Regions from separate parts of the Homo sapiens genome. Here all the other regions are linked to region 2. A link is an interaction called in ENCODE POLR2A ChIA-PET data of the cell type or tissue named here. Cell type or tissue: PC-9. All regions are shown on one strand.

The links. Peaks named below come from ENCODE experiments on the same cell type or tissue, not always from the same donor. Only the 100,000 strongest peaks of a DNase experiment are listed, where the experiment ranks them.
Region 1: POLR2A ChIA-PET joins it to region 2 with 10 read pairs; 4 of 35 experiments call an interaction of 5 or more read pairs at or near these places.
Region 3: POLR2A ChIA-PET joins it to region 2 with 11 read pairs; 2 of 35 experiments call an interaction of 5 or more read pairs at or near these places.

Annotation. Positions count from the first base shown.
Region 1 is chr5:1,615,983-1,623,982 of GRCh38, forward strand. It overlaps the pseudogene PDCD6P1 and the pseudogene LOC112267946. Among named protein-coding and RNA genes, the nearest start is that of MIR4277, 89 kb to the right of the region's middle. In PC-9, no CTCF peak of the experiment used is centred here; no DNase peak of the experiment used is centred here; H3K27me3 peaks cover 8,000 bases.
Region 2 is chr5:1,512,641-1,520,640 of GRCh38, forward strand. All of the region lies in intron 1 of LPCAT1 (lysophosphatidylcholine acyltransferase 1), which reads right to left. Among named protein-coding and RNA genes, the nearest start is that of MIR6075, 5.8 kb to the left of the region's middle. RefSeq lists enhancers at 466-1,025, 1,586-2,144, 2,145-2,705, 2,706-3,265, 3,266-3,825 and 1 more. In PC-9, no CTCF peak of the experiment used is centred here; DNase peaks (open chromatin) are centred at 2,311, 3,701 and 4,381; H3K4me3 peaks cover 786 bases; H3K27ac peaks cover 2,716 bases.
Region 3 is chr5:1,451,733-1,459,732 of GRCh38, forward strand. No RefSeq gene overlaps it. Among named protein-coding and RNA genes, the nearest start is that of SLC6A3, 10 kb to the left of the region's middle. RefSeq lists an enhancer at 4,136-5,335. In PC-9, no CTCF peak of the experiment used is centred here; no DNase peak of the experiment used is centred here; H3K27me3 peaks cover 3,285 bases.

The DNA of each region.
Region 1 (8,000 bases), 100 kb after region 2:
TTAAGTACAACAACATTTGCTTATTTTTAGAGTCTTTTATGATATCAAGAGAAATGATCCCGGAAAGAAAAAATCAAGAAAAAGAATCTGATGCCTCAACTGTGAATGAAGAGACTTCTGAGGAAAATAATCAAATGGAGGAATCTGATGTGTCTCAAGCTGAGAAAGATTTACTACATTCCGAAGGTAATGAAAACGAAGGCCCTGAAAGTAGTGGTTCTTCTGACTGCCGTGAAACAGAAGAATTAGTAGGATCCAATTCCAGTAAAACTGGAGAGATTCTTTCAGAATCATCCATGGAAAATGATGACGAAGCCACAGAAGTCACCGATGAACCAATGGAACAAGATTATTTAGAAACATTTAGATGCAGTATTTTACGTACAGTTCTGGTTTTAACGCCGTATAAAACTTTTATGTAAAAAAGTGGACCTTTAGTTTTACAAGAAAAGCAGGTTGTAAAATAAAGTACTTTATGGATAATTCCTGGAAGAGTTGTACATGTAAGAACTGTGAATATCAGCTCCTCTGGGTCCTGCTTACCTTACCGCTGATCTTTCTTTCTTTCTTTCTTTTGGTCTGGGCAAATCAGTGGTTTGTGTATAGATTTTTTTTTAAATTTAGGATTAAGGTTTTTAAACTGGAAGGTAATCATAATGTTGAAAAGTTTTTTGAGATTGTCACATTTAGTTTATACATATGCAAGAAGGTTTTTGTCTTGTCTCTTTCTGATAGCTCTAGCAGTTTTCATATTTTGGTCATAGTTTCAACATTTTAACATGTGAATAATAGGGTTTCATGCTGGTTTCCAGATGTTATTGTTCAGCTACATACAATGGAACATTAAGTTATATTCTAAGGGGGGAAATGTTATATTTTTCTGTTTCTATAAGAGATGAATACAGTGGATACTTTTTCTATTGGTAATGATTGAGTTCACCTCTTTCAGAAGACATTTTCTTTCGCTTCTGAGTAACTGAAATAAAATCTGGCCTTTGTGAAACCCTGGAAATACCACGACCCACAACTAGAAACACCAATACCAGCTCCTCCACGAGTTTCCAGCTCCACAACCTAAGACATCAGAGGCAGCATTGGCTCCTCACCCAGATTCCAGCTCCGGGACCCTCATATTTGAACTGCAGGACCATCTCATCCCTGGATCTCCAGCTGCACCACACTCAAATTAGAACAACATCAGCTCCTCTCCAGGTCTCCACCTGCACAGCCCTCGAACGGGAACGTCAGCTCCTCCCCGGGTCTCCAGCTGCACGGCCCTAAAACTAGAACATCAGCTCCCGCCCGGGTCTCCAGTTGCACCATCCTCAAACTGGAACATCAGATCCCCACGGGTCTCCAGCTGCAGGGCCCTCAAACTGGAACATCAGCTCCCCACCAGATCTCCAGCTGCACGGCCCTCAAACTGGAACATCAGCTCCCCGCTGGGTCTCCAGCTGCATGGCCTGCAAACTGGAACATGAGCTCCCCGCCGGGTCTCCAGCTGCATGGCCCTCAAATTGGAACATCAGCTCCCCACCAGATCTCCAGCTGCACGGCCCTCAAACTGGAATATCAGCTCCACCCTGGGGCTCCAGGTGCACAGCCCTCAAACTGCAACATCAGCTCCCAGCCGGGTATCCAGCTGCATGGCCCTCAAACTGCAACATCAGTTCCCCGCCGGGTCTCCAGCTTCACGGCCCTCAAACTGGAACATCAGCTCCCCGCCCAGGTCTCCAGCTCCACGGCCCTCAACCTGCAACATCAGCTCCCCACCGGGTCTCCAGATGCATGGCCCTCAAACTGGAACATCAACTCCCCACCAGGTCTCCAGATGCACGGCCTGCAAACTGGAACATCAGCTCCCATCAGATCTCCAGCTGCACAGCCCTCAAACTGGAATATCAGCTCCACCCCGGGGCTCCAGGTGCACAGCCCTCAAACTGCAACATTAGCTCCCAGCCAGGTATCCAGCTGCATGGCCCTCAAACTGCAATATCAGCTCCCAGCCAGGTATCCAGCTGCATGGCCCTCAAACTGCAACATCAGCTCCCCCCCGGGTCTCCAGCTCCACGGCCCTCAAACTGCAACATTAGCTCCCCGCCAGGTCTCCAGCTTCACGGCCTTCAAACTGGAACATCAGCTCCCCGCCCAGGTCTCCAGCTCCACGGCCCTCAACCTGCAACATTAGCTCCCCACTGGGTCTCCAGATGCACAGCCCTCAAACTGGAACACTGGCTCCCCACCGGGTCTCCAGCTGCATGGCCTTAAACTGGAACATCAGCTCCTAGGCCCTCAAACAGGAACATCAGCTCCCCACAGGGTCTCCAGCTGCACGGCCCTCAAATTGCAACATCAGTTCCCCCCTGGGTCTCCAGCTGCACCACCTCAAACTGCAACATCAGCTCCCTGCTGGGTCTCCAGCAGCACGGACCTCAACCTGGAACATTAGCTCCTACCCACCCGGGTCTCCAGCTCCACGACCCTCAACCGGCAACACTGGCTCCCCACCGGTTCTCCAGATGCACGGCCCTCAAACATCAGCTCCCAGCCGGGTCTCCAGCTGCACGGCCCTCAAACTGGAACATCAGCTCCCCGCCAGGTCTCCAGATGCACGGCCCTCAAACTGGAACATCAGCTCCCAGCCAGGTATCCAGCTGCATGGCCCTCAAACTGCAACATCAGTTTCCCCCCGGGTGTCCAGCTTCATGGCCCTCGAACTGGAACATCAGCTCCCCACCCAGGTCTCCAGCTCCACGGCCCTCAACCTGCAACATCAGCTCCCCACCGGGTCTCCAGATGCACGGCCCTCAAACTGGAACATCAACTCCCCACCCAGGTCTCCAGCTCCACGGCCCTCAACCTGCAACATCAGCTCCCCACCGGGTCTCCAGATGCACAGCCCTCAAACTGGAACATCAACTCCCCGTCGTGTCTCCAGATGCACGGCCTGCAAACTGGAACATCAGCTCCCGTCAGGTCTCCAGCTGCACAGCCCTCAAACTGCAACATCAGCTCCCAGCCAGGTATCCAGCTGCATGGCCCTCAAACTGGAACATCAGCTCCCCGCCCAGGTCTCCAGCTCCACGGCCCTCAACCTGCAACATCAGATCTCCACCGGGTCTCCAGATGCACAGCCCTCAAACTGGAACACTGGCTCCCCCCCGGGTCTCCAGCTGCATGGCCTTAAACTGGAACATCAGCTCCTAGGCCCTCAAACAGGAACATCAGCTCCCCACAGGGTCTCCAGCTGCACGGCCCTCAAATTGCAACATCAGTTCCCCTACTGGGTCTCCAGCTGCACCACCTCAAACTGCAACATCAGCTCCCTGCTAGGTCTCCAGCAGCATGGCCCTCAACCTGGAACATCAGCTCCCACCCACCCGGGTCTCCAGCTCCACGGCCCTCAACCGGCAACACTGGCTCCCCACCGGTCCTCCAGATGCACGGCCCTCAAACTGGAACATCAGCTCCACCCCGGGTATCCAGCTGCACGGCCCTCAAACTGGAACATCAGCTCCCCACCAGGTCTCCAGATGCACGGCCCTCAAACTGGAACATCAGCTCCCCGCTGGGTCTCCAGCTGCACGGCCCTCAAACTGGAACATCAGCTCCCCGCCGGGTCTCCAGGTGCACGGCCCTCAAACTGGAACATCAGCTCCCCGCCAGGTCACCAGCTGCACGGCCCTCAAACTGGAACATCAGCTTCCCGCCGGGTCTCCAGCTGCATGGCCCTCAAATTGCAACATCAGCTCCCAGCAGAGTCTCCAGCTGCACGGCCATCAAACTGGAACATCAGCTCCCCCGCGGGTCTCCAGCTGCACAGACCTCAAACTTGAACATCAGCTCCCTGCCGGGTCATCAACTGCACGGCCCTCAAACTGGAACATCAGCTCCACCCCTGGGTCTCCAGCAGCATGGCCCTACAACTGGAACATCAGCTTCCCCCCCGGGTCTCCAGCTGCACAGCCCTACAACTGGAACATCAGCTCCCTGCCGGGTCTGCAGCTGCATGGCCCTCAAATTGGAACATCAGCTCCCCGCCAGGTTCAAATTGTTCCAGTTTGAGGGCCGTGCAGCTGAAGACCCGGTGGGGAGCTGATGTTCCAGTCTGAGGGCTGTGCAGCTGGATACCCGGTGGGGAGCTGAAGTTCCAGTTTGAGGGCTGTGAAGCTGGAGACCCGGTGGGGAGCTGATGTTCCAGTTTGAGGGCCATGCAGCTGGAGACTCAGTGGTAGCCGATGTTGCAGTTTGAGGGCCGTGCAGCTGGAGACCCGGGTGGGAACCGATGTTCCAGTCTGGGAGCCATGCAGCTGGAGGCACTGCGGGGAGCAGATGTTCCAGTTTGATGTTCCCCCCTGGGTCTCCAGGTGCACGGCCCTCAAACTGGAACATCAGCTCCCCACCGGATCTCCAGCTGCACAGCCGTCAACATCAGCTCCTCCCCGAGTCCTCAGCTGCGCAACCCTCAAGTTAGAACATCAGCTTCTCCCCAAGTCTTCAGCTGTGCGACCCTCAATCTAGAACATCAGTTCCTCTCTGGGTCTGCAGCTGCAAGACCCTGAAACTACATCAGCTTCTCTCTGGGTCTGCAGCTGCAAGACCCTCAAACTACAACATCAGCTTCCCTCCAGGTCTCCAGTTCCGTGACCCTAAATCTAGAACATCAGCTCCTCCGAGTCTCCAACTGAAAGACCCACAACGCAAACAACTTCAGCTCCTCCACAAGTCTTCAGCTGCACGACGCTCAATCTAGAACATCAGCTCCTCTCCGGGTCTGCAGCTGCAAGACCCTCAAACTACAACGTCAGCTCCTCTCCGGGTTTTCACCTCCATGACCCTCAATCTAGAACATCAGCTCCTCCCTGAGTCTCCAGCTGAAAGACCATCAAAGTGAACATCATCAGCTCCTCCCCGAGTCTTCAGCTGCACGATGTTCAATCTAGAACATCCGCTCCTGTCTGGTTCTCCAGCTGCACGACCCTCAAACTACAACCTCAGCTCTTCCCCGAGTCTTCTGCAGCATGATCCTCAATCTAGAACATAAGCTCCTCTCTGGGTGTCCAGCTGTAGGGACCTCAAATTAGAACGTCACCTCCTCCCAGAGTCTTCAGCTGCACGACCCTCAATCTATAACATCAGCTCCTCTCCGGGTTTCCAGCTCCATGACCCTAAAAATACATGAGCAGCTCCTCCCTGAATCTTCAGCTGCACAACCTCAAATTACAACATCAGCTCCTGTCTGCATCTCCAGCTGCAGGGCCCTCAAACTAGAATATGAGCTCCTCCCCGAGTCTTCAGCTGCACGACCCTCAAACTAGATCATCAGTTCCTGTACAGATCTCCAACTGTAGGGCCCTCAAACTAGAACATCAGCTTCTCCCCGAGTTTGCAGCTGCAAGACCCTCAAATTACAACCTCAGCTCCTCCCGGAGTCTTCAGCTGCACGACCCTCAATCTCGAACATCGGATCCTCTCCGGGTCTGCAACTGTAGGGCCCTCAAACTATAACATCAGCTCCTCTCCGGGTCTGCAGCTGTAAGGCTCTCAATCTAGAAATTCAGCTCCTCCCCGAGTCTTCTGCTGCACGACCCTCAACCTAGAACCGCAGCTCCTACCCGAGTCTTCAGCTGCATGACCCTCAATCTAGAAAATCAGCTCCTCTCCAGGTCTGCAGCTGCAAGACCCTCAAACTAGAACATGACCTTCTCTCCAGGTCTCCAGTTCCATGACCCTAAATCTAGAACATCAGCTCCTCCCTGAGTCTCCAACTGAAAGACCCTCAAGGCGAACAACATCACCTCCTCCCCAAGTCTTCAGCTGCAAGACCCTCAAACTAGAACATCAGATCCTCTCCAGGTCAGCAGCTGCAAGACCCTCAAACTAGAACATCAGCTCCTCTCCAGGTCTGCAGCTGCAAAATACTCAAACGAGAACATCAGCTCCTCTCCAGGTCTGCAGTTGCAAGACCCTCACACTAGAACATCACCTCCTCTACAGGTCCACAGCTGCAAGACCCTCAATCTAGAACCTCAGCTCCTCCCCGGGTTTTCAGCTGCAAGACCATCAAACTAGAACCTAAGCTCCTCCCCGAGTCTTCAGCTGCAAGACCCTCAATCTAGAACCTCAGCTCCTCCCTGGGTCTTCAGCTGCATGACCCTCAATCTAGAACCTCAGCTCCTCCCTGGGTCTTCAGCTGCATGACCCTCAATCTAGAACATCAGCTCCTATCCAGGTCTGCAGCTGCATGTCCCTCAAACTAGAACATCAGCTCCTCTCCAGGTCTCCAGCTGCATGACCCTCAAACTAGAACATCAGCTCCTCTCCAGGTCTCCAGCAGCATGACCCTCAAACTAGAACATCAGCTCCTCCCCGGGTCTTCAGCTGCATGACTCCAAAATTAGAACCTCAGCTCCTCCCCGAGACTTCAGCTGCACGATCCTCAATCTAGAACATCAGCTCCTATCCAGGTCTGCAGCTGCAAGATTCTCAAATCAGAACATCAGCTCCTCTCCGAGTCTGCAGCTGCACGACCCTCAAACTAGAACATCAGCTCCTCTCAGGAACTGCAGCTGCAAGACCCTCAAACTAGAATATCAGCTCCACTCCGGGCCTGCAGCTGCAAGACCCTCAATCTAGAACCTCAGCTCCTCCCCGGGTCTTCAGCTGCATGACCCCCAAATTAGAACCTCAGCTCCTCCCCGAGTCTTCAGCTGCATGACCCTCAATCTAGAACATCAGCTCCTATCCAGGTCTGCAACTGCACGTCCCTCAAACTAGAACATCAGCTCCTCTCCGGGTCTGCAGCTGCAAGATTCTCAAATCAGAACATCAGCTCCTCTCCGAGTCTGCAGCTGCATGACCCTCAAACTAGAACATCAGCTCCTCTCTGGAACTGCAGCTGCAAGACCCTCAAACTAGAACATCAGCTCCTCTCCGGGTCTGCAGCTGCACGACCCTCAATCTAGAACCTCAGCTTCTCCCCAGGTCTTCAGCTGCATGACCCCCAAATTAGAACCTCAGCTCCTCCCCGAGTCTTCAGCTGCATGGCCCTCAACCTAGAACATCAGCTCCTATCCAGGTCTGCAGCTGCACGTCCCTCAAACTAGAACATCAGCTCCTCTCCAGGTCTCCAGCTGCACGACCCTCAAACTAGAACATCAGCTCCTCTCCGGGTCTGCAGCTGCAAGATTCTCAAATCAGAACATTAGCTCCTCTCCGAGTCTGCAGCTGCATGACCCTCAAACTAGAACATCAGCTCCTCTCTGGAGCTGCAGCTGCAAGACCCTCAATCTAGAACCTCAGCTCCTCCCCGGGTCTTCAGCTGCATGACCCCAAAATTAGAACCTCAGCTCCTCCCCAAGTCTTCAGCTGCACGACCCTCAATCTAGAACATCAGCTCCTGTCCAGGTCTGCAGCTGCAAGATTCTCAAATCAGAACATCAGCTCCTCTCCGAGTCTGCAGCTGCACGACCCTCAAACTAGAAACATCAGCTCCTCTCCGGAACTGCAGCTGCAAGACCCTCAAACTAGAATATCAGCTCCACTCCGGGTCTGCAGCTGCACTACCCTCAATCTAGAACCTCAGCTCCTCCCTGGATCTTCAGCTGCACGACCCCCAAATTAGAACCTCAGCTCCTCCTCGAGTCTTCAGCTGCTTGACCCTCAATCTAGAACATCAGCTCCTATCCAGGTCTGCAGCTGCACGTCCCTCAAACTAGAACATCAGCTCCTCTCTGGGTCTGCAGCTGCACGACCCTCAAACTAGAACATCAGCTCCTCTCCGGAACTGCAGCTGCAAGACCCTCAAACTAGAATATCAGCTCCTCTCCGGGTCTGCAGCTGCATGGCCCTCAATCTAGAACCTCAGCTCCTCCCCGGGTCTTCAGCTGCATGACCCTCAAACGAGAATATCAGCTCCTCTCCAGGTCTCCAGCTGCACGACCCTCAAACTAGAACCTGCACGACCCTCAAACTAGAACATCAGCTCCTCCCTGGGTCTG
Region 2 (8,000 bases):
TATGTATGGCCCACGCCTTCACCTGGAGTCTTCCTCCCATCGGGGGGCTCTGCTGTCTGGACTAAGCGTTCCCTGACACCCTGGCTCACACCCGTGATGCCAGCACAGGGCATGGTGCTCACACATTGGTGCTGTTGGAAAGTAACCAGTAAAAAGGTGTGTGAAAGAAAACACGCTTACTCATTCTGCAGACAATTCCTGAGCACCTGCAATGTGCACTCTGGACAAATGGTGTCCAGGTGCAGGCAGAACGAGACCGACGGAAACCGCAGCACCACCTGGCTCAGACGGCACAGGTGCAGCCCGTGTAAAGATGGCACGCGCCGGCATCCTGGTGTGGGCCTGCGGGAAAAGGGCGTGGGGTGGAGGTGCAAGCTCAGCTGAGAAATCAGGAGTAGAGAGTGCAGAGCCCCACGGAGGGAGGGCCCAGGCAGGGTGGCTATGTGAGCATCACAGCCGATGCCCCAGTTCCTGCTTCAAGATGACCGATGGCAGGCAGGTGCCGGAGCCGCTCCTCCGGTCCCCAGGCTGGCCTCCGGGTCCTGCCCACATGCTCTCCCAGACAGTCCTCATGCCTCCTCACCCGCAAAGCTCTGCACAAATCCCCCTTCCCTGAAGGGTTTGGGACACCCAGCCAGAGTTCTGTCCCTCTGGTCCCTACATATGACGTCCCCCATGTCCAACCTGCAGCCCCACACTCTAGAGGAGAGATTCCACAATACAGGCTGCAGGCTGGGAGGCCCTTCCATTGCTGCCTGGTGACCCCGAGGGCTCAGCTCCTGCAAGGCCTGGCTCACGGCAGGTGCTCGCAAGAAGAATACAGGAGGGAAGGGAGCAGAAACTCAGAAGTGTAAGCTTCTGGGCTGCACACGTTCCACTGTGGGCACAGGCTAAGCTTCAAAAGCAGAAACTAGCTGCAGATTCCTATTTGGAGGCTGCGGGGACTCGGTTACACCTGACCCATTTCCACAGGCTCTCACCCGTGGGGCAGGACACCCTGCGATTATGTTTCCTCCATTTCCACAGGCTCTCACCCGTGGGGCGGGACACCCTGCGATTACATTTCCTCCATTTCCACAGGCTCTCACCCGTGGGGCGGGACACCCTGCGATTACATTCTCACCCGTGGGGCGGGACACCCTGTGATTACATTTCCTCCATTTCCACAGGCTCTCACCGGTGAGGCGGGACACCCTGCGATTACATTCTCACCCGTGGGGCAGGACACCCTGTGATTACATTTCCTCCATTTCCACAGGCTCTCACCCGTGGGGCGGAACACCCTGTGATGACATTTCCTCCATTTCCACAGGCTCTCACCCGTGGGGCGGGACACCCTGCGATTACATTTCCTCAGAAGGCAGCTTTCAAGGCAAAGCTCCCACGTGCAGAAACGGGCCCTGGAGGTGGGAGTCCCAGGAGCCGTGGAGAAGCTCCAATGAGAACGGGGCCAGATGGGCAGCCCGAGAGCAGAACCCCCACCACCAGCGGCTGGGGAGAGGCTGGAGATGCCAGGGCCCTCCTGGGAGGCACCAGCTTTGTCCTCGAGGCCGAGGGGAGGAGAAGCACAGGAGATGCTGGGCACAAGGGGCCCGGCACAGGCCAGGCACAGGGAGGCCCCAGCCTCATCTGCCCAGTGAGCGATATCCAAAAACAACAAACAGGGTCCACATGCCAGCACTGCAGCCACAGCAGCACGAGGGGCCATCGCAGGTGCACGGGCCTCACAGCTTCACAGAGCAGAGCCATGCCAAACGCTCGCGGTGAAAGGCAGCCTGTTTCTTCAGTACTGTTCCTTCGACAGGTCAGTCCTGAGCCCCAGGCTGTGTCCCAGGACACTGGGAGTCTGCTCCGCACTGGGGGACTCAAAGTCCACACGGGGCCCACAGGTGGTCAAGTGAACCAAACGCCCCACACCCTGACCCCCAGGTGTACATTCTGCACATTTTAATTCCGAGGTTGGGAATGCACCCTACGCCGCCAGGCACGCCGCCAGGCCGAGGTCTGCAGCAGCATTTCACTCTGTTGGTGTCCGAGGACCTCAGGGGCTGTGGACCATGCAGGCGCTGCAGACAGTGATACATCGTGGGGGGCTCAGGAGAAGCAGGCTCCTGGGATCATTCCAACAAAAAGGTCCCCCTGCGTGCTCCGCCAGGACCCCACCTTCCACCTCCAGCCAAAACAGGACCTTCACACATACCAGCACGCTTCCCATTCAGCCCAGGCCCTGAGACAGGCCCTCCGGAGCTGTGGCCCAGGGAAACGCCAATCTCCCCGGACCTCCCGCCTGGTCTGAGTAAAAAGAATCCTGAAATTCAGGATCCGTGGCATTTCTAGCTGCTTGCATTTGTTTAACAAACATCTGCAGAAAGCCAGTGGGGCCCTGGTGGAGAGCACCTCCCAAGCCCCCTGTGGTGGGAGCCCCACCCCCAGCACATCCTGCATCAGGGGATCCTGCTACAAGAAAGAGTCCCCAGCCTGCTGGCCCTTCCTACTCCGAACTGGCCGCAGATACAGGGAGCCCCCCAGCACATCCTGCATCAGGGGATCCTGCTACAAGAAAGAGTCCCCAGCCTGCCGGCCCTTCCTACTCCGAACTGGCCGCAGATACAGGGAGCCCCCCAGCACATCCTGCATCAGGGGATCCTGCTACAAGAGTCCCCAGCCTGCCCGGCCCTTCCTACTCCGAACTGGCTGCAGATACAGGGAGCCCCCCAGCACATCCTGGCCCAAACCCTCAAAAGCTGCAGGAGCCCACAGCCTGCCCTGTACACCCTGCGCCACACTACCCGCAAATACAAGGTCCCCCACCTCCCCCGCCAGCCCAGAACATCCTGGCCCAAGTCCCACCCCCAGCCTGCCCTGTACACCCTGCCCCACACTACCCGCAGATACAGGGGCCCCCCAGAACATCTTGGCCCAACCCCCTGGCCTGCCCTGTATACCCTGCCCTGCACTATCTACAGATACTGGGACCCTCCCCCACCTCCCACTGCCGCCCACACACAACATCCTGGCCTAAGTCCCACCCACTTAGCTGCAGGAGCCCCTGGCCTGCCCTGTACACCCTGCTCCACACTACGGGCAAATACAGGGGGCCCCCCGGAACATCCTGGCTCACCCCCACTCCCCCGAGCTGCAGGAGTGCCTCTGTCCCCACAATTCTGGGTCTGCGCCACCATCTCCAGGGAGCCCACCAAGCACATCCTGGCCCTGTCCCTGGCTATGGGAGACCCTCCACCCAGGACATCCTGCTTCCCCCAGCTGCAGGGAGCCCCTGGACCACCAGTAACGTCTGTGAGGCAAGGCTGACCCCTGCTCAGCCAGTGGGTAGAATGGGAGTGGGCAGGGGCTGTGGGCCCTGGCAAGTATGTCCACTCCTCTGAGTGCAGGGAGGTACAGAGGTGACCAGCCTGACGTGCAGCTGTGGACACAGAGGGAGGGCTGCTGGGGGCTGGAGGCCACTGCCCAGTGGCAGTTGTGGGGGAGGCAGAAATGACCTGATCGCTCTAAGGTGAGGGAGAGGAGAGCCCACTCTTTACAGAGACTTCCCCAATGGCACAGGCGCCACGTGGTCCTGGGGCCACTGACTGGGCAGACAGCCTGGCACAGGGACAGGACAGGTCTAGCCTGGGATGTGCTGAGCTTGATGGATGCATGGGACCCAGGAGGATGTCACAATGATGATTCACATGGCACACAGGTGACCATGACTCTTCCCTGATGGAGACAATGACTCACTGCTGCAGAAAGGTGGATCTAACCCCTCCAGGGTAGCCTAGGAGAACAAACAGACTCCACTCTAAGGAGCCCAGGCATTCCATGCTGATCCACGCCTGCCCAGCCCGGCGGCATCCCCACTGTCTGTGCATGGACACCAGCCCTCCCTGGCTCCAGGGCCCTTGCCCTCCAGTACCTTGGCCCAGCTTTGGTTCTACCCCAAGGGTTTTAAAACATTTAGAACTGGGAGAGAAACTGTTTTCTTTCTTTCCTTTTTTTTTTTTAAGCTTGTATGTGGCAAATATCTTTAAGAGGAAATAACTCACTCCTCTGGCTCTAAGAGGGAAGTGTGAAATTCAAGAGTAAAATCAAGGTTTGGAAAAGGCTGCTGTCCCCAGGTACCAGCCCCCACCCCAGCAGTGTCTCCCCACACAGGGGACGAGGGCACAGGGGATGAGGTTAGAGGGCCACCAGTCACAGCAGAGGAAAGACCACACTGAGGGAAGCTGGGAGCTGACTGTGCTGGAAGTTCAAGAACAGCACCTCACCTTTAACACACCTAAGCTCATGCTGCTGGCACATGGCTGAGAAGCCAGGGATGCATTGGTTTTAATACAGCAAAAAGTATCCCCCAGGGTTGCAAAATGACGTGGGTTTCACAGGGACAAACAGTGATCACATTAGAAAATAATGTTATTTCCAAACACAAGCCTAGCATCATGCTTTTTTCCTGGGCTCATTTTCAGAATGATTCACAGCTAGATTAAAGGTTTACACTGGAAATGCTGGAAACAGTAACCGGGAATGGTAAGCATGCCCCAGCACCCACAGGAGGCCCACAGGACTTGGAGGGGACGGTCGCGGCTCCTGGCCATCCTGAGAACCATAGCACTTTTGTCATGGGCCGCGTGGGGATGAGGGCCCTGGAAACAGGAAGAGGAAGGTCAGGAGGGCTCCTCCTGCAGTCTCTGTGTCAGAGGCAGGGACATGGCTTAGCAAGACAGGTGACCTCGTGGAAGCCTAGCTTGGACACTCCCAACCAGTCATGTCCAAGCAGTACAGCACAGGGCGCCTTCTCAGACAAGAGCGGTGAGACGGAGTGGGACAGGGAGCCACGTTCTCCGCTGCCTGGGCCCTCCCAGCACTCAAGGGCGCTCTGCCCCTGCAGGCACAGGAGGCACCGGGCATGGGCCAGACACCCAGCAAGTGTGGTAGTCGAGTCCCGTGCCCGGCTCCTGAAGCAGGGCTCCTGAGTGGCCACTTTTTCAGGCACAAAATCCTAACATGTTTATACGAGAAATAGATAATTCAACTGCAAAAAAAAAAGCCAATGTTAGGAAGAAACGATTTAAATAAAATGGAAGCAAGTAGTGACCATAGCTTGACATTTTCTAAAGACTACAGTTCGTCTAGGAACAGAGGCGACGTGTCAAATTCAAGAGTAAAATCAAGGTTTGGAAAAGGCCGCTGTTCCCAGACAGGAGCCCCCACCCCTGGCAGTGCCTCCCCACACGGGGGACGAGGGGACAAGGGGACGAGGTCGGAGGGCTCAGGAGAGCCGCATCCGGAATGCATTCTGAACGCAGCTGTGGGCCGCCTGCCTCCTCTTACTAAAGAAAGTGGACATCAGAGAGGAAGCATTTGCAAAGTCTGATGACGGCTCACATGGACTAATGCAGAAGTGAACCCGCAGGGCTGACGGACGCCTCAGGGTTCTCGCCCCACTCTGAGCACGGCCCTGCGGCCTCTCTCGAGCCCACCCACTCCTGACCCTGGGTCCCACAGGGTGGGGGATGCACCGTGGCCCCATGCATGGGATGAAGGGCTTGGGCCGGGTGACTGGCTGGACGCCTTCCAGAGAAAAGGCAATGCGTGGTTTAAAGCGGAAAAAAAACACAGCTGAAAAAAAAGAGAAAAATATAAGACAGAGCTGATGTCTTACCCCAGGTTGCTTGTCCCGGGCACAGTAAAAACTTTTTCTTTATCTTTTTCTTTTTGGAGACGGAGTCCGGCTCTGTCGCCCAGGCTGGAGTGCAGTGGTGCGATCTCCGCTCACTGCAAGCTCCGCCTCCTGGGTTCACGCCATTCTCCTGCCTCAGCCTCCTGGGTGGCTGGGACTGCAGGCACCTGCCATGACACCCGTCTAATTTTTTGTATTTTTAGTAGAGACGGGGTTTCACCGTGTTAGCCAGGATGGTCTCGATCTCCCGACCTCATGATCCGCCCGCCTCGGCCTCCCAAAGTGCTGGGATTACAGGCGTGAGCCGTTGCGCCCGGCCCACAGTAAAAACTTAAAATGCACCTGCTGCGGCCAGCACCGACCATGGCTGTGAACAGCAAGCAGAGGCAGGAGCAGAACCCACATGGCCCTGTGTTCCAGTGGGAGGAAGGAGCAGTCCTGAGTGCCAATGACGATAGGGGGCCGGACCCAGGCAAGAGGCCAGCATCATTCTGAAATGCGTAAAAACATGTGCTCCTTTAGAGTTCCGGAGCCACGACCACAGGCAGTGAAGGAGGCGCCCTGGGTGTCATCTCCTGTCTGGGAACGGAAAGGTGTTGTCTCACTTGGGCTGATGTGAGAAAGGAACCGTGCCTGCAGGAAGCGTGCAGAGCAGGGTGCATGAGTGGGGGAAGAAAGCAGCTCCCATGGCTCACGCCAGCCTGGCGTCCTGAAACAGACCCAGAAGCTGCAGAGTTTTAAAAGTTGGCACAGATGCGTGCTGACAATATAAGATAAAGGGCTCTTTCTCACGATGAAACAGGAGTGCAAAGACAGTGTCCGTTTAAGACGAACTTTGGGTCACAATCACGGGTTTCTGCATGAAACTGATGGTGCTTTGCTGTCAGCTGTAAAACAAAACTATGTGCGTGAGCTTCTGTGTGTATGTGGGTATGCTTATGTGGATGTTTGTGTACACTCGCATGTATATGCCTGTGTATGCACTTATGTATATGTGTATGCATGTGTGTACACACATATTCTCATACACACACTCATATTAGAAACCCAAGTTTTAGGACAGAATGCTATAAAAAATGAAAAGTAAAGTCTTTTCCGATTTTGAACCCCCCTTCCCATTTTGCAAAGTTAACCACAACTAAGTTTCACGAGTGCGTCATTCGGAAAATTCATTCGGAAAATTAGACAGGATTACAGGAACGCTCTCGATGACTTTGAGAAAAAAGCCAGTTCCCTAAGGTCAGGGCTCCTTGTGAGGTGAGGGCAGGCATCCATGCTAAGCCAGCCCACGCTGCCCTCCCTGCCTGGGAGACGGCACAGCAGCTGGGCCTCTGTGTCCTCACCTGTGCTTCCTGGGGCAAAGGATGACAGTGACCAGAGGCGAGGACACGGGAAAATGACGCTTGGGCCTCTACTGGGCCAAAACAGTTGGCACCATCACACCCAGGTCATCAGAAGGCAGCTGGGGGCCATGGGCCTGGCACCGTCTCCAAGGCCTCTGAGGCATCCAGGGAGACAGCAGGCCCTGTACAGCCCTGGCCTTCTCCATCCTCCCCAAGGGACAGGCACTCTCCTGCACATCCTCCACAGGGTGTGGCTGCCCTGTGCTCCCACCGGGTACACTGCCCAGGGCTCCTTGGCCCACCCCACCCCTCCACATCCACTGCCCGGCAATGGGGCTGAGCGAAGAGCCAGTCTTACTGAATCCAGGCAGGCAGCACCCAGGGACCCAGTGGGCAGCAGGAGCAGCTCAGAGAAGCCTGAGGAACCCCCATCCCCGTGCATGTGTGCCTGGAGGGCACCAAGGGTCAAGAACACACTGCAAACACAGCCATCCACGTGAGGAGCCTGGCAACGTGTGCAGGCACACGAATTCCTGTTCTGCAGTGGCCATGCTGGACTCAGGAGCGAGGCTGAGAGGGCGGAGTCCTGCTCCTGAGTTTTTTTAAAAAATCACAACTCAGGTATTTGTATAAAAATGTGGAGAAAAAGATGGCCCACTTTTGGGTAAATTCTATGCAGGGCCACCAGGCAGGGAGGGGCAGAATCTGTCCCTGGACTCAACCCTCATCATAATCCTCTCTGTGGATTAGCCAGCGTGGGCAGGCGGGCACCCAGCAGCCTCCTCCACTCTGAGACAGCAACGCCCGTCCAAGGACTCAGCTCCAAGGTGCACAGGAAGGCATTATGCTTTCCAGGATGTAAGTTCTTGCCAACTCTGGTTCCGAGCAGCAGAGACTTTAGAAATGGGGAAAATGGGCCGGGCGCGGTGGTTCACGCCTGTAATCCCAGCACTTTGGGAGGCCGAGGCGGGAGGATC
Region 3 (8,000 bases), 61 kb before region 2:
GTTCAAATCTTTTGCACCTTTGGGTTGTTTAATTGAGCTTTGAGAGTTCTTTACTATTCTGGATACCAGTCCCTTATCAGATGGGTACTTTGCAAATATTTTTCCCAGTCTTGGACTGTCTTTTCATTCTCTTAATAGATTCTTTCAGAGAAGAGTTATTAATTTTGATGAAGTCTAATTTATCCATTTTTCTTTCACAAATCCTGCTTTTAGTGTTGTATTTAAGAAATCTTTACCAAATTCATGATCATCAAGATTTTCTCCTAAGTTTTCCTCTAAACTTTTTAAAATTATAGATTGCATATTTACACATAGAATGCATTTTTAAACTAGCTTGGTGTAAGACACCAATTGAAGTTCACCACTTTACCTCCGAAGAGCCAGTTGTTCAGTGTTCTGCTGAGTTGCTTTTGCACCTTTGTTGAAAAGTCAGTTGTATGTATGTGTGTGGGTTTATTTCTGGGCTCCCTGTTTTATGATCTGTTAATCCATTTTGATGCTAATACCACACTTGCTGTGGACTGAATTGTTTACCCCCAAATTCATAGGTTAAAGCCATAACCCCCGCAAGGTGACTTTATCTGGAGATAGGGACTTTAGGAGGTGATTAGGTTAAATTAAATTGTAAGGGTGGGGTCATAACCCAGGAGGACTGTGGCCTTATAAGAAGAGGAAGCTCTCTCCATTTTACTTTCTGCCATGTGAAGATAGAGTAAGAAGGCGGCCATCTGCAAGCCAGGAAGAGAGGCCTCACCAGGAACTGAATCAGCTGCCTTGATGTTGGATTTCCAGTCTCCAGAACTGTGAGAAACAAATGTCTGCTGTTAAGCCCCCAAATCTGGTGTATTTTGTTGTGGCAGCCTGAGGAGATTAAAATGGCACTATCTTCATTATGGTCCTTTTGTAATACATTTTTAAATCAGGTAATGTAAGTCAGACAACTTTGTTCATTTTCAAAGTTGTTTTGCATATTCTCGGTCCTGTGCTTTTTCATATGAATTTTGGAATCAACTTTTCAATTTCTTCCAAAGTCCCGCATGGGATTTCTTCGGGTGGAGGCTGCCATCAATTTTTCATCATTATTCCTTTCTGAGGCAGGCTTCATGTCTAGATTTTCTTCTAAGTTCTGATTTAGCCAAATTCCAAAAGGTTTGATATGTTGTTTTGTTTTCATTCAGTTCAAAATATTTTCTGATTTCCCTTTTGATGTCCTCTTTGACCCATTGTTATTTAGATATGTGATTAGTTTCCAAATATTAGAAGATTGTCTGGATATGCTTCTTTATTTTTTGCCAAATGTATTTTTCATTTTGGTATCAAATTTATTTGCCTCTTTGTTGGAGAACTTGCTTTACATGACCTGAATCCCTAAAGGGAATTTTATGGTCTGGACTGTGGTCGATCTTGGTAAGCTTTTCACATGCATTTGAAAAGAATGTGCACTCTGCTATTATTGGATGAATTATTGTATAAATATCAAATAGGTCATGTTAGTTCGTACTGTTTTTGAAGTCTTCTGTATCCTTAAAAGTTTCTGTGTATCTGTTCTATCAACTATTGGGAAAGAGGTATTGAAATCTCCAAGTATAATTGTGTGAACTGCTCTATGTCTCCTTGCAGTTCTATCAGTTTTTGCCGAATTCATTATGAAGCTATGTTATTAGGTACATAAACATTTGTCCTTTTGGTGAACTGATGCTATCATAAAATGACATTGTTTAGACATGATCTGTTTTGAGGATTCCTATGGCTTGCATATTAGGTGGCTTGAAGTCCCACAGTTCTCTGATGCTTGGTTCATTTTTTTGTCTTTTTTCTTTATTTCATTTTGAACAGTTTGCACTGCCATCTATGTCTTCAAGTTCATGTATCCTTTTCTTCTGAGATGTTGAATCCACCCCTCCTCTCAACCAGTGCATTTTGCATCTGAGACATTGTGGTTTTCATCTCTAGAATTTGGATTCGTGTCTTTTAAAAAATATCTGTCATGTCTCTATTAAACATATTCAGTCTCGCCTTTGGCTAGCTCTTGGAATGAGGTAACAGTTATGATTGTCAATGCCTCTCTAATTCTATCATTTGAGTCATCTCTGGGTCTGTTTCTATTGACTGTAGGTCACATTTTCCCACCTTTTTGCATTGTGCTAATTTCCAGTGGATGCCCAGCATTGTGAATTTAACCCTGTTGGTTTGTGGATAACACTGTACTAATGTGAATATTCTGGAAGTTTGTCTTTGGCCACTGGTAAGGTCCCTGTTGTAGTTTGGTCATTCTTTCAGGTTTTGCTTTTAAGCTCTGCCCAGGAGGACCAGAGCAGTGCTTTGCTCAGGGCTGATGCTTCTTCCCTGCTGGGGCAAAGCCCATCTTAGTTTCCTGCCTAATGACCATGTTTCCCAACGGAGGGTAAATCCAGTCTCTACTCTTCCATTTTGACTGGAAGCAAAAATTGTGGACCCATTCACTTTTCTTTTTCTTTTCTTTTCTTTGAGATGGAGTCTCACTCTGTTGCCCAGGCTGGAGTGCAGTGGTGCGATCTCAGCTCTCTGCAACTTCTGCTTCCTGGGTTCAGGCAATTCTCTTGCCTCAGCCTCCAGAGTACCTGGGATTACAGGCGTGCACCACCACACCCAGCTAATTTTCATATTCTTAGTAGAGACAGGGTTTCACTGTGATGGCCACACTGGTCTGGAACTCCTAACCTTAGGTGATCTACATGCCTCAGCCTCCCAAAGTGTTGGGATTACAGGCATGAGCCACTGCGTCTGGCCCCCATTCACTTTTCTTACATTTAAGGGAGTTAATCTGCACCTAGCCAGCCCTTGACAGTGTCACATGACAGACAGTGGCCTCCTCATCAGTATTGCTGTTTCTGTTGTCCTTCCTCAGCAAATGTTTTCCAGTTACTCTTGTAGCTTCTCGGCCAAGTAGCTCAGTTCTGCCCTGGGGAATATGGGCAGAATTCATGACATTTAGCTTCATTTAGATGAGAGAACATACTCTGTGTGATTTAAACATCTTGAAATTTATCTGTGGTCAAGCACATGGTCTATTTTGTCAACTGCTTCATGTGCACTTGAAATGGCACATCATTTGGTGAATAGAGCTGTTTTTCTATGTAACTACATTTTTCCCTGATAGTTATATCAGTTACTAAGAGATCTATGTTAAAATCTCCAACTATGTTTGCAGATTTATTTCTCCTTTAAATCCTGTCATTGATGCTTAATATATTTAAGCTATGTGATTAGATACATGCACTTTTAAACATTGTGTCTTCCAATTGAATTGAACTTTTATCATCATGAAATGTCTGTCTTTAACTCTGCTAATTCTCCTAGTCTCTAAAGTACACTTAGTATGACAATCTTGCCAAATAAACTTTCTTAAGCTTCTGTTTGCATGTTATAAATATATTTCCTATTCTTTTACTTTCTTACCTTTTTGTTTTGTTTTTTTATGAGACAGAGTCTTGCTGTGTCACCCAGGCTGGAGTGCAGTGGCGCAATCTCAGCTCACTGCAACCTCTGCCTCCAGGGTTCACGTGATTCTCCTGCCTTAGCCTCCCAAGTAGCTGGGACTACAGGCATGTGCCACCACGCCCAGCTAATTTTTTTGCATTTTTACTAGAGATGGGGTTTCACCATGTTGGACAGGCTGGTCTTGACCTCCTGACCTCAAATGATCTACCTGCCTCGGCCTCCCAAAGTGCTGGGATTATAGGCAGGAGCCACTGTGCCCAGTCTATTCTTCTACTTTCAATCTATATTTAAACAGCATATAGTTAGGTATTTTATTTTTTATTTAGTCCAACAAATGTCATTTAGGAGTTTTTAGTCTATGTTTAATGTAACTACTAATATGATTGGATTTAAATTTACCGTTTTGCTATTTGTTATCTATCTCTATTCTCTGTCCTTTGTTCTTTCCCTCCCACCTTCCTTCTTAGTTTGGGTAAAATTTACATTTATATTAGTTATACTTCTTTGGTTCTGTTTTCTATGGGAGGGGGTCTTACTATGTGTATTTTTTTTTTAGATGAAGTTTTGCTCGGTCACCTCAGGCTGGAATGCAATGGCACCATATCAGCTCACTGCAACCTCCACCTCCAGGGTTCAAGAGATTCTCCCACGTCAGCCTCTCAAGTAGCTGGGATTACAGGTACCCACCATCATGCCCAGCTAATTTTCATACTTTTAGTAGAGATGGGGTTTTACCATGTTGGCCACAAGGTCTCCTGACCTCAGATGATCCACCCACTTCAGGCTCCCAAAGTGCTGGGATTACAGGCGTGAGCCACCATGCCTGGCCACTATGTGTATTTTTAACTTACCACAATCTACCTTCAAATGCCAAATTTCTGCATGGTATTCTCTTATTTCTGCCTGTAGAACTCTGAACATTGTTGGTCATTATGAACTACTGGCAGTGAATTATCTCAGCTTTTGCTGATTTCAAAATGTTTCTATTATGCCTTGATTTTTAAAAGATGTTTATTTTAGCATAGAATTCCAGGGTGGCCGCATTCGTCTTTAGTCTCTTTGAAGATGTCATCAGTCATCTGGATTGCATAGTTTCTGCAGAGAAGTCGGCTGTCGTTCTTATCTCTGTTCCTTGACGTCTGGGTTGCATAGTTTCTGCAGAGAAGTCGGCTGTCGTTCTTATCTCTGTTCCTTGACGTCTGGGTTGCATAGTTTCTGCAGAGAAGTCGGCTGTCGTTCTTATCTCTGTTCCTTGACGTCTGGGTTGCATAGTTTCTGCAGAGAAGTCGGCTGTCGTTCTTATCTCTGTTCCTTGACGTCTGGGTTGCATAGTTTCTGCAGAGAAGTCGGCTGTCGTTCTTATCTCTGTTCCTTGACGTCTGGGTTGCATAGTTTCTGCAGAGAAGTCGGCTGTCGTTCTTATCTCTGTTCCTTGACGTCTGGGTTGCATAGTTTCTGAAGAGAAGTTGGCTTTCATTCTTATCTCTGTTCCTTGATAGTATGTTGTTTTTCTCCAGCTGCTTTTAAGATTTTTCTCCTTTTCAGTGGCTTTCAGCAGTTTGTGATGTGTGTCTTGCTGTGTTTTTATTGTATTTTTTCTGCTGGGTGCTTATTGAGCTTCTTGGGTATCTTAGTTTATAGATTTGGAAAAAAATTCTGGCCATTATTTCATCAAATAATTTTTCTGTCCTGTCCTCCTCCTTTTCTAGGGCTCCAATCACATGTGATGGGCCTTGTGGCATTATTCCATGCCCACTTGTGCTTCATTTCTGTCTGTTTCTCCCTGTACATCACTGGGATCACACATAGCTGTATTTTCAGGTTCACTAATATTTTCTCTTGTCGGGTCTAATTTACTATAGTCTCTGCCAGGGTATGACACAGGCAGTGGATGTCAGCCTGTCTCTTTCCCAGCCAACCCAGTGTTTACCTAGTAGAACCATTCACAAACTGGCACTGGAAATAGGGATGGAGATGAGTGTGGATCAATAACAAAGAGCTGACCCATCAACAATAGCCTAGGCTGATGCAGTTATCACTGGACTCCCAACATGTCGGAAGCAGGGTCCCATACTTAGCCCCAGGTACCATTCCTGGGAAAGGGACTAGCCAGCCCCCTGGAGGCAGGTTGATCACACTGGACTCTTCCATCATTGAGGGGAGTATCTCTTGGTTTCAGTTTCCCTTATTCCAGATATGGATATGTCTTTGCTGTCAGTGTTTCTGACAGCACCATCTGTGGGCTTGATGAATGGCTTATTCACTATTGCCCACCTCCTATGGCATTGTTAAGGAATTTACTTTACAGCAAAGGCAGCATGGGAACAGGTACACACTTGGAATCCCTACGTTTCCCATCACCCAGAGGTGGCGAGTCTGATTAAGCATGAGGATGACTTCTTGAAGCTTTAGGTGTGCTGCCCATGGGGAGGCAGTGCCCTAGAACATTGGACTGCCATCCTGATGGATGACATAGTGCCTCGAACTGTGGACCAAGACATGGCACCATTTCATAGCCAGAATAATGTCTGTAATGTCAATGGGTGGAATTAGGACTGGCCCTGCTCACCACCACATCCAACACTTACTGCAGGGTGGCTGGTGCTGCTGTTCAGAAGATCCTTCACCTCCTTTGAGGGGCTCCCTTGCAGGACTGTACGTCTCTGGCTGTTGAATTCAGCTGTGACCACATGGCTTACTGTGGCCAATGAACCAGGAGTGGGCCTGCTGTATTCTGCGTCTGTGCAGCAGATATAGCATCTAGGCAGGCTTGCTTGTCACCTCTTCCCAAAGCCATCTGACTGGCTGAGTCCCAGGAGGGGCTGCTGTGCTGGGCTGGATGCAGATGGTGACATGGAGCAGAGCTGCAGCTGACCTGCCTGGGAGAGACGGGCGAGGACCACATCTGTTTAGCTGACCCTGACATTTTATTGGTTTACATTTGTTACCGCAGCATCAATGATCCCAGGTGGGCTGATAAACCCATTCACATATTTTTGCTTTTCTCGTCTGTGACATTGGGCTCTTTTGCTTTCAAGGTCCTAGTTCCCAAGGCTGGAATGCTCTTACCTGGGACCTCAGTGATCCATCTGCTGCACTGAAAGTTCAGACGGTCATCAGCTATTTGGGGCTGCTCATGCCACTTAGCTAATAGTTCAAGAAAAGCATGCTGTCTTGGTGGGGATGGCTAACCCCAATGAAAGGGCTATCTTGGAGCTCAGTGGATTCTCTAGGTACTTCTCAGGGCTTTCACGACTAATATTGTGACTAATAAAGGCAAGACGACAACTGCATCAGACACACTGGAATGAAAATTTGAGTCCTCTCACTGGGTAAAGAACCCTGACCATCCAAAGTACTGCTTAGGGTCAAGAAAACGTGGAATGGGTAGTGGAAGAAGGAAGGTGTAGCTGCTGATCACAGCCTCACAGCTAGCCACAGCATGAGGACAGTACCGGGCATGCAGGCTGTCCTCTTTGCTTGCTGTGTGTGTGTGAGCATGTGTGGGAGCATATAAGTGTGTGTGCATTAGTGTGAGCATGTGCATGCATGTGAATGTGTCTATGAAGACGTGCATGTGAATGTGCTCATGAGCATGTGTGTACATGTGTAAGCCTCAGCATGAGTGCATGTGAGCATGTGTGTACATGTAAGCCTCAGCATGAGTGCATGTGAGCATGTGTACATGTGTAAGCCTCAGCATGAGTGCATGTGAGCATGTGTGTACATATGTAAGCCTCAGCATGAGTGCATGTGAGCATGTGTACATGTGTAAGCCTCAGCATGAGTGCATGTGAGCCTCAGCGTGAGTGCATGTGAGCGTGTGTACATGTGTAAGCCTCAGCATGAGTGCATGTGAGCATGTGTGTACATGTGTAAGCCTCAGCATGAGTGCATGTGAGCATGTGTGTACATGTAAGCCTCAGCATGAGTGCATGTGAGCATGTGTACATGTGTAAGCCTCAGCATGAGTGCATGTGAGCATGTGTGTACATATGTAAGCCTCAGCATGAGTGCATGTGAGCATGTGTACATGTGTAAGCCTCAGCATGAGTGCATGTGAGCCTCAGCATGAGTGCATGTGAGCGTGTGTACATGTGTAAGCCTCAGCATGAGTGCATGTGAGCATGTGTGTACATGTGTAAGCCTCAGCATGAGTGCATGTGAGCACGTGTGTACGTGTAAGCCTCAGCATGAGTGCATGTGAGCCTCAGCATGAGTGCATGTTAGCATGTGTGTACATGCATAAGCCTCAGCATGAGTGCATGTTAGCATGTGTGTACATGTGTAAGCCTCAGCATGAGTGCATGTGAGCATGTGTACATGTGTAAGCCTCAGCATGAGTGCATGTGAGCATGTGTGTACATGTGTAAGCCTCAGCATGAGTGTATGTGAGCATGTGTACATGTGTAAGCCTCAGCATGAGTGCATGTGAGCATGTGTGTACGTGTAAGCCTCAGCATGAGTGCATGTGAGCATGTGTACATGTGTAAGCCTCAGCATGAGTGCATGTGAGCATG